3 separate regions of the Homo sapiens genome follow, and regions 1 and 3 are each linked to region 2. A link is a contact called in ENCODE Hi-C or POLR2A ChIA-PET data. All regions are on one chromosome and are shown on one strand. The core of a region is the stretch at or near the end of the contact, and the rest is flanking DNA. Distances in the headings are between cores, read along the strand shown. Region 1 holds the start of ATP8B3 (ATPase phospholipid transporting 8B3). Region 2 holds the start of JSRP1 (junctional sarcoplasmic reticulum protein 1). Region 3 overlaps GNG7 (G protein subunit gamma 7).

Region 1 (3,225 bases), core at 44-2,543, 440 kb before region 2:
CCAGCCATGCCAGCCTCTGGCCATGCCAGCCTCCGGCCACTGCTCCCCACACCTCGCTTTTCCTGAAAGGACCACTCTCACCTCCTCCTGGTTTCACTGACGGCCTCCTGCCCCTCTCCCCATGTGGCACCAGCTTAGGGGCTCAGTCATCTGTTCACTGACTGAATGGGACCCCCGGGCTATATGTTATATCTCAAAACACAGCATGAGGGTCAGGCATGGCCACTCCCCTCCTCACCCCCCCAGGCTGGGCAGCAAACTCTGATGGGGGCGATGGAGGCAGACGGACATCGTCAGAAGATCCTGGAATCTTCTCCACTAGCAGGTTCAGGAATGTGGGTCTGGCTCTAGCCCTGCACCGGGGGCCCTGGTTTGGCCCCCTATGAGGATGGGCAAACCACCCCTAGACGCCAGCAACTGGCCCCCCACCTGCCAGCTCTCTAGCAGTGCCCTCCCCGCCAAGCCCCTGCCCCTGTGTTCCGGCCACCCGATGCACCCGTCCTCACCCTTCTGGTCTCCATTCATACTTCCTAGCCCGGCCAGGCTGGGCCTTGTGCCTCCTCTCAGGTGCCCCTCTGCCTGGGGAGTCTCCCATCCCAGCTCTGATCACCGTCTCACCTCCGCGGATGCCAGCAGGACCTGAGCCTTCCTGAGTCACGTCTGAGTCACCCGTGTCCCCAGGTCCTGGTGGGGCAGGGCTTGGCTCAGGGCCAGCTCTGGTGCTCCTGGGAGTCTGAGCGGGGCCAGTGCCCATTCACCGCATGAGGAAAAGGGAGGTTCAGGGCGAAGAGGGGTTTAGGCTGTGGGACGGGGGAGAGGTGGGGGAGACCCCCGTGGGGGCAGACTGGGGATTGGAGAGTTGGAGAGAATGCTCAAATGGCCAGAATCCACTCGAAGTGTATCTGGGGGCAGAAAGAGACACGGACACAGCGCTGGCTTCCTGCCCCCTCACTAACTGGGATGCCCCATTACTCGGAAGCCCCCCACCCCGTCTTCCCGCAGCCGCAGGGGCACAGGACCGCCCTGGACAGGGCTCCAGAGTCCAGGGCTGTCTGCACCCGCCCCGGGGCCCCGACCGCGCGAACCTCTAGGGGCGCGCTCTCCACCCCCGCCGCCACGACCCCAGCTCTCAGCCTGGGTGGAGCCCAGAGAGGGTGCGCGGGCTCCCGGGGACGCACAGCAGTGGGAGCACCCGCCGCTCACCGGCGCAGGAGAGGCAGGGGGGGGCAGGCCGCGGGCGTCCAGGGCGGCGGACGTGGTGGAACCGTTAGCCCGGTGCCAACGGTCCTGAAACGGGGGGCGGGATCTCGGGGCGGGGCCTCGGGGCCCGGCCAAGGCGAAGGTGGAGCCAGTTCGGACCCCGGAAGGGGGCCGGGGGCGGGGCCTGGAGGGGGTGGGTGGGGCCAAGGCGAAGAAGGGGCGGGGCCTCGAGGGTGGGGCCGAGCGGAGCACGGCCGAGCAGGATGGGGGCCAGGCCTCAGGGACGCGGTCACGGCCGAAGGGCGGGGCCTCGCAGAGCCTCGCAGAACAGGCCGGGATAGAAGACGCTCGGGAGCAGTGCCTGGGTCTGGGGAGGGGCCGGGACTTTGGGGAAGGGACTAGAAGGAAGGCGAGGACGAGCGGGGTCTCGCTGAGCAAAGTCAGAGTAGGGGCGGGGCCAGGACTCAGGGGCTTGGCCAGAGCGGGAAGCGGGGTTGAGCATGGCCTTGCGGAGCAGTGTTATGGTAGGGGCGGGGCTGGGATCCGGAGCCGTTACAAAGGAGGAAGGCGGGGCCGCGCAGAGCAGGGTCAGGGTAGGAGGGCGCTCAGGGTGGGTCCAGGACAGAAGGCAGGGCCTTGGGAGGGCCTTAGGGAGCAGTGCCAGTGCAGGGGCGGAGCCTGAAAGGGAAGAGGGTGTCAGGGCAGGGCCGGGCCGGGCTTGGTCAGGGAGCAGAAAGAACCTGCACCGCAGGGCGGGGTTGGAAGGGTTCTTGGAAAGGTGGGCCTGGGTCAGGTCGGAATGGGCCTTGCAGACCTGACGGGGCTGAGGCTGGTGCGGCCAGCGTGGCAGAGTGCAGGAGGAAGGACCACAGGTAACGGCGGTTATGTAAGTCATGTCTGATCCGTGTCCTGGGTTCGTTCATTCATCCCATACACGTTCAACGAGCGCCTCCTAGGCGCAGATGCAGGGCTGAGCACCAGGCTGGGGAGAGGCGGTTATAGCCATTGAGACCACCCTAAGGCCAAGAGGAAGCCCGCAGGGTTCTTTCCAGCAGGTGGCAGGGGCTCAGGGATCCTTACTGAAGAAGTGGCAGGGGTGAGTTCAGCGACGAGGCTAGGGCGGGTCCAGGCCAGCGATAGGGCCTGGAGCCAGGGTCAGAAAGTGTGTGCGGAGGGGCTGCTGAAGATGAAATGCCCCCAAGAGTGAGGCTACCTGGGGTGAGGGCCCAAAGGGAGAGGCAAACATGGGTGGAGGGGGATAGGGAAGCCACCTCCCCCATCAAAGCGGCAACCACCTGAGGGCTCTCGGTGATCACAAACCCTCTTTCTTTGGAAGCCCAAATTGGAAGCCTGCTTGGCCCTGGAGGCTGCCAGGGAACCTCTCTTTTTTTGGAGACAGAGTCTCACTGTGTCACCCGGGCTGGAGTGCAGTGGTGCGATCAGAGCTCACTGCAGCCTCCACCTCCTGGGCTCAAGCGATCCTCCTGCCTCAGCCTCCAGAGTAGCTGGGACCACAAGCAGGCAGGCAGGCCACTGTGTTTGACTTCTCTCCTTTCATTCCTTCAACACTTCCCCTGTGCTTGCTTGCTTGCTCAGTGGTTACGAAAAAAAGCCGGGGCTGGGAGTTTGAACACACTGTTCTAATAAACTTTAGAAGAGACCTGGTTGGGTGCAGCTGTGAGGACCAGATTCCCCCACCCCAGCCTTCGCAGGGGGCACTATCTGGGGGCAGGAGCTTGCCCAGGGCACTTGTGCAAAGGCCCTGAAGCCTCCAGTGGCAACAGGTGGCTTCACAAGCTGAAGGGAGTCCCTGGGGGCTGAAGCCAGGGCTGGCCAGCCTTGGGACCCCCCGTGGGCTATGTCCTGAGGCACCAGGTGCGTTCTGGGAAGGGGGAGGCAGACATCACATGGGAATGCACAGAAACAGAGCGCATACACGCCTGCGCCATTTATTTAGAACACAGAGCCGGGCACAGTGGCTCATGCCTGTAATCCCAACGCTTTGGGAGGCCGAGGCAGGTGGAT
Region 2 (3,382 bases), core at 253-2,752:
AAAAATATAAAGAAAGCAGACAGGCTTGGAGACAGCTTTGCCCAAAGACACCCAGCATTTCAGTGGCAACGTGGGATTCGAACCTAGATCTGTGTGGCCCAGCACCTGTCTTCCTTGGGGGCTCCTTACAGACCCCTGAGGCAGAAATGAGGGCCAGGGGTTGAACATGGGGAGCACACTATAAGCCAGTCCAGTGTGGGAGGCTAAGAAGCTCTAGTCTCTGAAGATGGGCCTCCTGGCTCAAGGGGACCATCAGGGAAGGGCTTCCTCCCGCCAGCGCCACAAGGGTACCTGAAGCCCTGTCCTCCTGGGTCTCGGCCAGCGCAGAGTGGTCCTCCAGGGCCTGGCAGCTGCCCAGGCCGCCATCCAGCTCCTCCCAGGCTCTGGTTGTCATGGACATGGCTGGAGCAGCAGCAGGTCCCAGGCCAGGCTGGGAGGGGTGGGGAACAAGGTCTTGCATTTACTGAGTCTCTGCCACAGGCCTGGGCCTGACCTGGAGGTTCTGCGGACACCAACTAACAGGCCCCGTCCTCCCACCCCTCCTCACTCGGCAAATTCATACTCATGCCAGGCATGGCCCGGCGCCCACTCCAGGCATCTCTCTGACCCCGCATGCCTGCCCTGGGACCCCTCCCTACCGCCCAGCCTCACTGGGGTCCAGTATCCATCAGTACAGTAGCCCAGGCTGCTCTGGCCCAGAGAGGGCGGGAGCCCCTGCAGGACAACACAGCAATGAGTCCCAGACGCACCCCAAACCGAAACTCTTGGCCCCAGAGTCAGCTCATGTTCTCTGAGACCAGGGACTATTTTTATCTGGTGCCTGAGGCCAGCGGGACAGGCTAACAGGTGCCCCAGCCCCTCCCAGGCCTCTGCTCTCATGGGGTCTCCCTCTGGGCCACCCTGACTTGCCATTCTGGGCACCCACATCCTGCTGCGTGACCCTGTGAGTCTACAGGCTCAGGCCCCAGCAGCAGAACCATCCTGGCTCTGGTCGTGACAGGCCGGGGCAGGGGAGGAGGGTCCCGGTTGTGGTTGGGGGTCTTCTGATCCTGACACAGAGTACCCTGCCTTGTCCCACTAACTCTGTTCCCATAGGACAGATGAGGAAACCGAGGCTAGAGACAGTGCCATTGGCTGGAGGTCGCAAGGAGCTTCAAGTCAGACCCAAAGCTGTACTCTTCAGGGTCCCCATGGCCTCTGGCTGCTGGGATTAGGGTGTCCCTGTATCTAGGCTGAAAAACCACCCAGCCCTGGGGCTCCAAGACCTGGAAGGGGCCTATTGCGTGGCAGTGGGGGAGGGGCCCAAGAAGCATGGGAGGCTGGTGTGTGGCCCCTGGGTGTGCATGGGGGCAGCTCCAGGAATTGGGGACCCTTACAGTCCTCTGCAACACCCCTTCACACCCCGGGAGCCCACACCTCTGCCCGGGATTCCCCCAGCCTCACTTCCTTACCCCCGAGCCTCGCTTACCCGCCAGCCGCTTTGCTGAGCCTTGTGGACAGGACGGAGGATGGGGAGGGTGGCCCCGTGATGGACGGCAACAGGTGGCCAGAGACCGCGGGTGGGCCAATCAGCATGCCCGCTGGAGTGAGGTCACAGCCGGGGAGTCCCCCACCCTTCCCTGCCATTGCAGCAGGGCAGGGCATTGCTCCTACTCAGCACTCGCCACTGCCACCCAGGGAGACGTAGCGCCTGCAGCTGGGACTACAGGCGCGCACCATCACACCCGGTAAGTTTTCAATTTTTTTTGAGACGGAGTCTCGCTCTGTCTCCCAGGCTGGAGTGCGGTGGCGCGATCTCCACTCACTGCAAGCTCCGCCTCCCGGGTTCACGCCATTCCCGTGCCTCAGCCTCCCGAGTAGCTGGGACTACAGGCGCCCGCCACCGCGCCCGGCTAATTTTTTTTGTATTTTTAGTAGAGATGGGGTTTCACCGTGTTAGCCAGGATGGTCTCGGTCTCCTGACCTCGGAATCCGCCCACCTTGGCCTCCCAAATTGCTGGAATTACAGGCGTGAGCCACTGCACCCGGACTAATTTTTGTATTTTTTTTTCAGTAGAGACAGGGTTTCCCTATGTTGGCCAGGCTGCTCTCGAACTCCTGACCGCAAGTAATCCATGTGATCCGCTCGCCTTGGCCACCCAAAGTGCTGGGATCCCAGGCGGGAGCCCCTGCAATGCATTCATTCCTGCTGTTTAAAGCCACTGTATTTGGGGTCATTTGTTTCTGTGGCTCTGGCAGGCTCATACACTCGGAACTGCCTGCTCCCACACCGTCATGCAGAGAAACCTGACGCCTCTGCTCTGGAGAGGACCCGGGGTCTCTCAGCCCCCAAAGGCACATTCTAAGGCCTGCAGGCAGATGTTTGAGCCCTACCTGCAAAGCATGGTGACTCTGGGAGTCCTGAGGGAAGAGGGGAAGTGGATTTTGGTGGTGAGGCCTGTGTGTTAAAAATCCTGAGTGAATGGCCGGGCGCGGTGGCTCACGCCTGTAATCCCAGCACTGTGGGAGGCTGAGGCGGGCGGATCGCCTGAGGTCGGGAGTTTGACACCAGCCTGGCCAACATGGTGAAATCTTGTCTCTATTAAAAATACAAAAATTAGTGAGGCGTGATAGTGGATGCCTGTAATCCCAGCTACTGGGGAGGCTGAGGCAGGAGAATTGCTTGAACCCGGGAGGTGGAGGTTGCAGTGAGCCGAGATCACATCATTGCACTCCAGCCTGGGCGACAGAGTGAGACTCTGTCTCAAATAATAATAATAATTCTGAGTGAATAGGGCCTCCCCAGGAACTACCAAGAGACCCAGAAGGCCAGCCCGCCTTCAGCAAAGCAAGGGCTGGGGTTCCCTGGTCCCCACTCCCTCCGCTTTAGAAACGGCTCTCGGCCGGGCGCGGTGGCTCACGCCTGTAATCCCAGCACTTTGGGAGGCCAAGGCAGGTGGATCACAAGGTCAGGAGATTGAGACCCTCCTGGCTAACACGGTGAAACCCCGTCTCTACTAAAAATACAAAAAATTAGCTGAGTGTCGTGGCGGGCGCCTGTAGTCCCAGCTACTCGGGAGGCTGAGGCAGGAGAATGGCGTGAACCCGGGAGGCAGAGTTTGCAGTGAGCCGAGATGGCACCACTGCACTCCAGCCTGGGCGACAGAGCGAGACTCTGTCTCAAAAAGAAAAAAAAAAAGAAATGGCTCTCATTTTTTTCTGTATGACACAAGGCAGAGACAAACAGGAAACAAAGAGAAGCTGAAAGCAAAAACTGTAAAGCACCTGTCATCTTCCCGCCCCCAAACAGACACTGTTTAATAGTTTGACATGTTCTTTCCGCTGTTTGTAACTTGTGATTTTATTATTAGTTCCATATTTATTTTTATAAAGCTGGCATAAT
Region 3 (3,629 bases), core at 221-2,720, 340 kb after region 2:
CAGCACCTGTGTGGCACTGAGTCATCTCAGGCTCTCCACTCGGCTCTGTCCATCAACGACCGAATCCAGCTCTCACGGCGACTCTACGCTGCATGCTTGTTACTCTACTACAGAGGAGGAAGCAACGCTTACGAAAACCAAGGACCAAAAGAACTCACAATCAAAACTAGTGGGCGGCCGGGCGCGGTGGCTCATATCTGTTAATCCCAGCACTTTGGGAGGCCAAGGTGGGCGGATCACCTGAGGTCAGGAGTTCGAGACCAGCCTGGCCAACATGGTGAAACCACATCTCTACTGAAAATACAGAATTGGCCGGGCGTGGTGGCTCACGCCTGTACTCCCAGCACTTTGGGAGGCCGAGGCGGGCGGATCACGAGGTCAGGAGATCGAGACCATCCTGGCTAACACGGTGAAACCCCATCTCTACTAAAAATACAAAAAATTAGCTGGGTGTGGTGGCGGGCGCCTGTAGTCCCAGCTACTCGGGAGGCTGAGGCAGGAGAATGGTGTGAACCCAGGAGGCAGAGCTTGCAGTGAGCTGAGATCGCGCCACTGCACTCCAGCCTGAGCGACAGAGCGAGACTCCGTCTCAAAAAAAATGAAAAGTAATAAAATAATAATAATAATAATAATAATAATAATAATAATAATAATAATAATGCTACTTGGGCATCTTCCGTCAAAAGAATCAGACATCGGGTGCATTTAAATCTCTTGCCACCGTTATTCTTTCTAAGGAGCCACTAGGAAAAGGATGTCTCAAAAGAAGGTGATCACGGAAAAAGAAAGCTTATGAAACACTGACTTCTGTAATCACGTTTTCAGTTGAAAGAAATGGAAACTGATCTAACTTCCAGCTCACCTCAAGCTGGAAAGAAGTCTAGTTTCTAGAAGCATCTCCAAAATTGGAAAGTGAAGTTTCTAGCATACAGTTCCACCGAGGGCCCATGATGAAGAGGGGGAGAGGCGGGCACGAGGCGAAGCGGGTGCCCCGCGCTCGGCTGGAAAAAGCCAATGTCACCGGGCTGTGCTATTTGCTTGTGGGAGGGACGCCTGGGGTGGGGGCGTGCCGCTGGTTGCTCCGCCGCAGACACCACGTGGTGCTTTTTGAACTGATCAGAGCCCCAGCCTGCCTGCTTTGCTGTCCCGGGCTGACCTCCGAAAACACCGCACTTTCCCCTCGCTGACTTGGTAGATGTCTGTCTGTCTGCTTGAGTATCTCGAAGATCTGAGGTTTCCATTCCAGCAGAATAAATACTAGGAGGGCCCACCCCTTCCTCCTCCCAGCCGAGGCTGGATGAATCCAAATAAACCCAGCTGGTGGGGAAGAGCATTTCTAGGACTTCGGCGGGAGAAAGCACCGCCCACCCGGGTGGGTTTCCAGGAGGTGGAGGTGCGGACCTGGGAGGGGGGCCCTCGGGCAGCCCTGCCATGCAGCCGCGTCACTCCGCCTGCCTGATGTCACAGGAGCTGGGGGAGTTTGGGTATTTCATGAAGCTGTTGAGTTATTGTGGCTTTGGTTTGTGACACCGGCGTTCAGGCACGGCCTAAAGGCAACATCAAAGACGGTGCATGAAAACCGGGGGTTAGGCCGGGCGCGGTGGCTCACGCCTGTAATCCCAGCACTTTGGGAGACCGAGGCAGGCGGATCACCTGCGGTCAGGAGTTCGAGACCAGCCTGGGCAATACGGCGAAACCCCGTCTCTACTAAAAATACAAAAATTAGCCGGGGGTGGTGGTGCTGGCCTGTGATCCCAGCTACTCAGGAGGCTGAGGCAGGAGAATCGCTTGAGCCCTGGAGGTGGAGGTTGCAGAGAGCTGAGATGGCGCCACCGCACTCCAGCCTGGGCAACAGAGCAAGACTCCATCTCAAAAAAAAAAAAAAATTAGATTGTGGTAATGGTTACACAACTCTGGATATTCTAAAAACCACTGAATTGTACACTTTAAAAAGTGAATTCTATGGCATGTAAAAATCTCAATAAAGCTGTCATATAAAATAAATATATATAAATATGATGCCAAAATATATACATAAATATGGTAATAAAAAATTAAGGCCCTTAAACAGCTTGTGTTTATGTAGATTTTAGCTATACTCCTGTTACAAGTTAACATAATCCCATTAAATATTTTTTTAAACCATATATTTTATATTAGGAGGATGACACGTTTAAGTGAAAAGTAACTATTTTTCAAAAAAAAAAAACATTGAGGGGAAATAGTGGCATTGTTTTACATTTTTGCAAATTTCTTTCATGTCTGGCTTAATAGAAGACAGCTGGATTCTTGTATAAGCCTCTGAGTTCAATCCACTGTGATATCAAACGTCATGCAACCTCTGAAAACTCCACCATCTGTGTGGGAGAGACTGGGAGGAAGGAGACCCAGAGTATCTTGGCATTTTTTTTTTTTTTTTTTTGTGAGATGGAGTCTCGCTCTGTCACCCAGGCTGGAGTGCAGTGGCGCAATCTCAGCTCACTTCAACCTCCGCCTCCTGGGTTCAAGTGATTCTCCTGCCTCAGCCTCCCAAGTAGCTGGGATTACAGGCGCCACCACCACACCTGGCTAATTTTTTTTTTTAATTTTTAGTAGAGACAGGGTTTCACCATGTTGGCCAGGCTGGTCTCGAACTCCTGAGCTCAGGTGATCCACCCACCTTGACCTCTCAAAGCGCTGGGATTACAGGTGTGAGCCACAGTGCCTGGCTTCTATCTTAGCAGTTTTGACCTAGTGGTCCCCCACCAAAAGGGTCTCAGAGACCAACCCCTGGGTGTCCCTGGACCACACTTTGAGAACTCCAATACACAGGTATTCTCTCTACTTCACAGAAGAGAAAATGCGATCCAAGATGGTAATAAACCTGCTCAAGTCCTCAAAGCTGAAAAGTACGGCTGAAGGAGAATAAAAAAGAGAAACATAAAGCAGTTGTGGTGGTGTGTGCCTGTGCTCCCAGCTACTTGGGAGGCTGAAGTGGTAGGATCGCTTGAGCCCGGGAGTTTGAGGCTGCAGTGAGCTAGGATCACGCCACTACACTCCAGCCTGGGTGACAAGGAGAGACCTCCCCCCCGCCACCATCTCCAAAAACAAATTATTACTTATGTAAAAAATAGAACTAAGGAAGGTTTGCTTGACTCCAAAGCTGTGTTCTTTGCATCCATTCTAGTTCCATCCAGATGGCCCGGGGTACAGCTGGGATGCCTGTTGTCCCTAAAAACCATGGGGCACAAGTAGGTAAACCCTAGAGTAGGTAACTCCTCAATTCAGCTCAACCACTATCTGACCAGCCTCCAGTTACCAGGCAGTGTGTTTCCCCAGCCATGTGGACTCAGTCCTGCCACGGCGCGGCTCGTGCCTATTGCAGATACATGTACATGCTTGCAATATACGTGTCTGTCTCCCCTGCTCTACAATGAGCTCCCCAGGAACAAGGACTGGGCAATTTTTTTTGGCTTCCTGTCTCCACTGTTTGGCAGCAGGAAAAGAGAGGTGCCTGAAGAAAGGGTAACAGAGCAATGCAATCCCCCGATGTCAGATTTTTATTGAGGAAAAGAAAGGCAGTGAAGGCCGGGCATGGTGGCTCACGTCTGTAATCCCAAGCACGTTGGGAGGCCGGGGCAGGAGGATCC

The links. A loop is a pair of places that touch in the nucleus more often than their neighbours do. ChIA-PET counts read pairs that join two places held with the same protein, here RNA polymerase II (POLR2A). Pooled maps may share reads with other maps.
Region 1: a loop to region 2 is called in a pooled map, with 5 times the contacts of the local background. The contact joins the promoter of ATP8B3 here to the promoter of JSRP1 in region 2. A Hi-C loop is called at or near these places in 2 of 50 pooled maps. POLR2A ChIA-PET finds 5 or more read pairs at or near these places in 2 of 52 experiments (B cell and PC-9).
Region 3: a loop to region 2 is called in a pooled map, with 2.1 times the contacts of the local background. The contact joins the enhancer-like site here to the promoter of JSRP1 in region 2. A Hi-C loop is called at or near these places in 1 of 37 single-sample maps with no recorded cell type and 5 of 50 pooled maps.

Annotation. Positions count from the first base shown.
Region 1 is chr19:1,810,983-1,814,207 of GRCh38, forward strand. It overlaps ATP8B3 (ATPase phospholipid transporting 8B3), which reads right to left and starts at 1,294. Exons shown (of 29, transcript NM_138813.4): 1 at 1,204-1,294; 2 at 507-902. The coding sequence starts at 754. RefSeq lists enhancers at 802-1,547, 1,928-2,087 and a silencer at 1,008-1,377.
Region 2 is chr19:2,254,915-2,258,296 of GRCh38, forward strand. JSRP1 (junctional sarcoplasmic reticulum protein 1) reads right to left here and starts at 1,503. Exons shown (of 7, transcript NM_144616.4): 1 at 1,469-1,503; 2 at 292-430. The coding sequence starts at 400. RefSeq lists an enhancer at 1,178-1,257.
Region 3 is chr19:2,598,066-2,601,694 of GRCh38, forward strand. The region is part of intron 2 of GNG7 (G protein subunit gamma 7); the gene reads right to left. Among named protein-coding and RNA genes, the nearest start is that of MIR7850, 31 kb to the right of the region's middle. Within about 2 kb of position 1,471, at least 33 of the 41 ENCODE cell types and tissues checked have a DNase peak (open chromatin) inside an H3K27ac peak, as active enhancers do.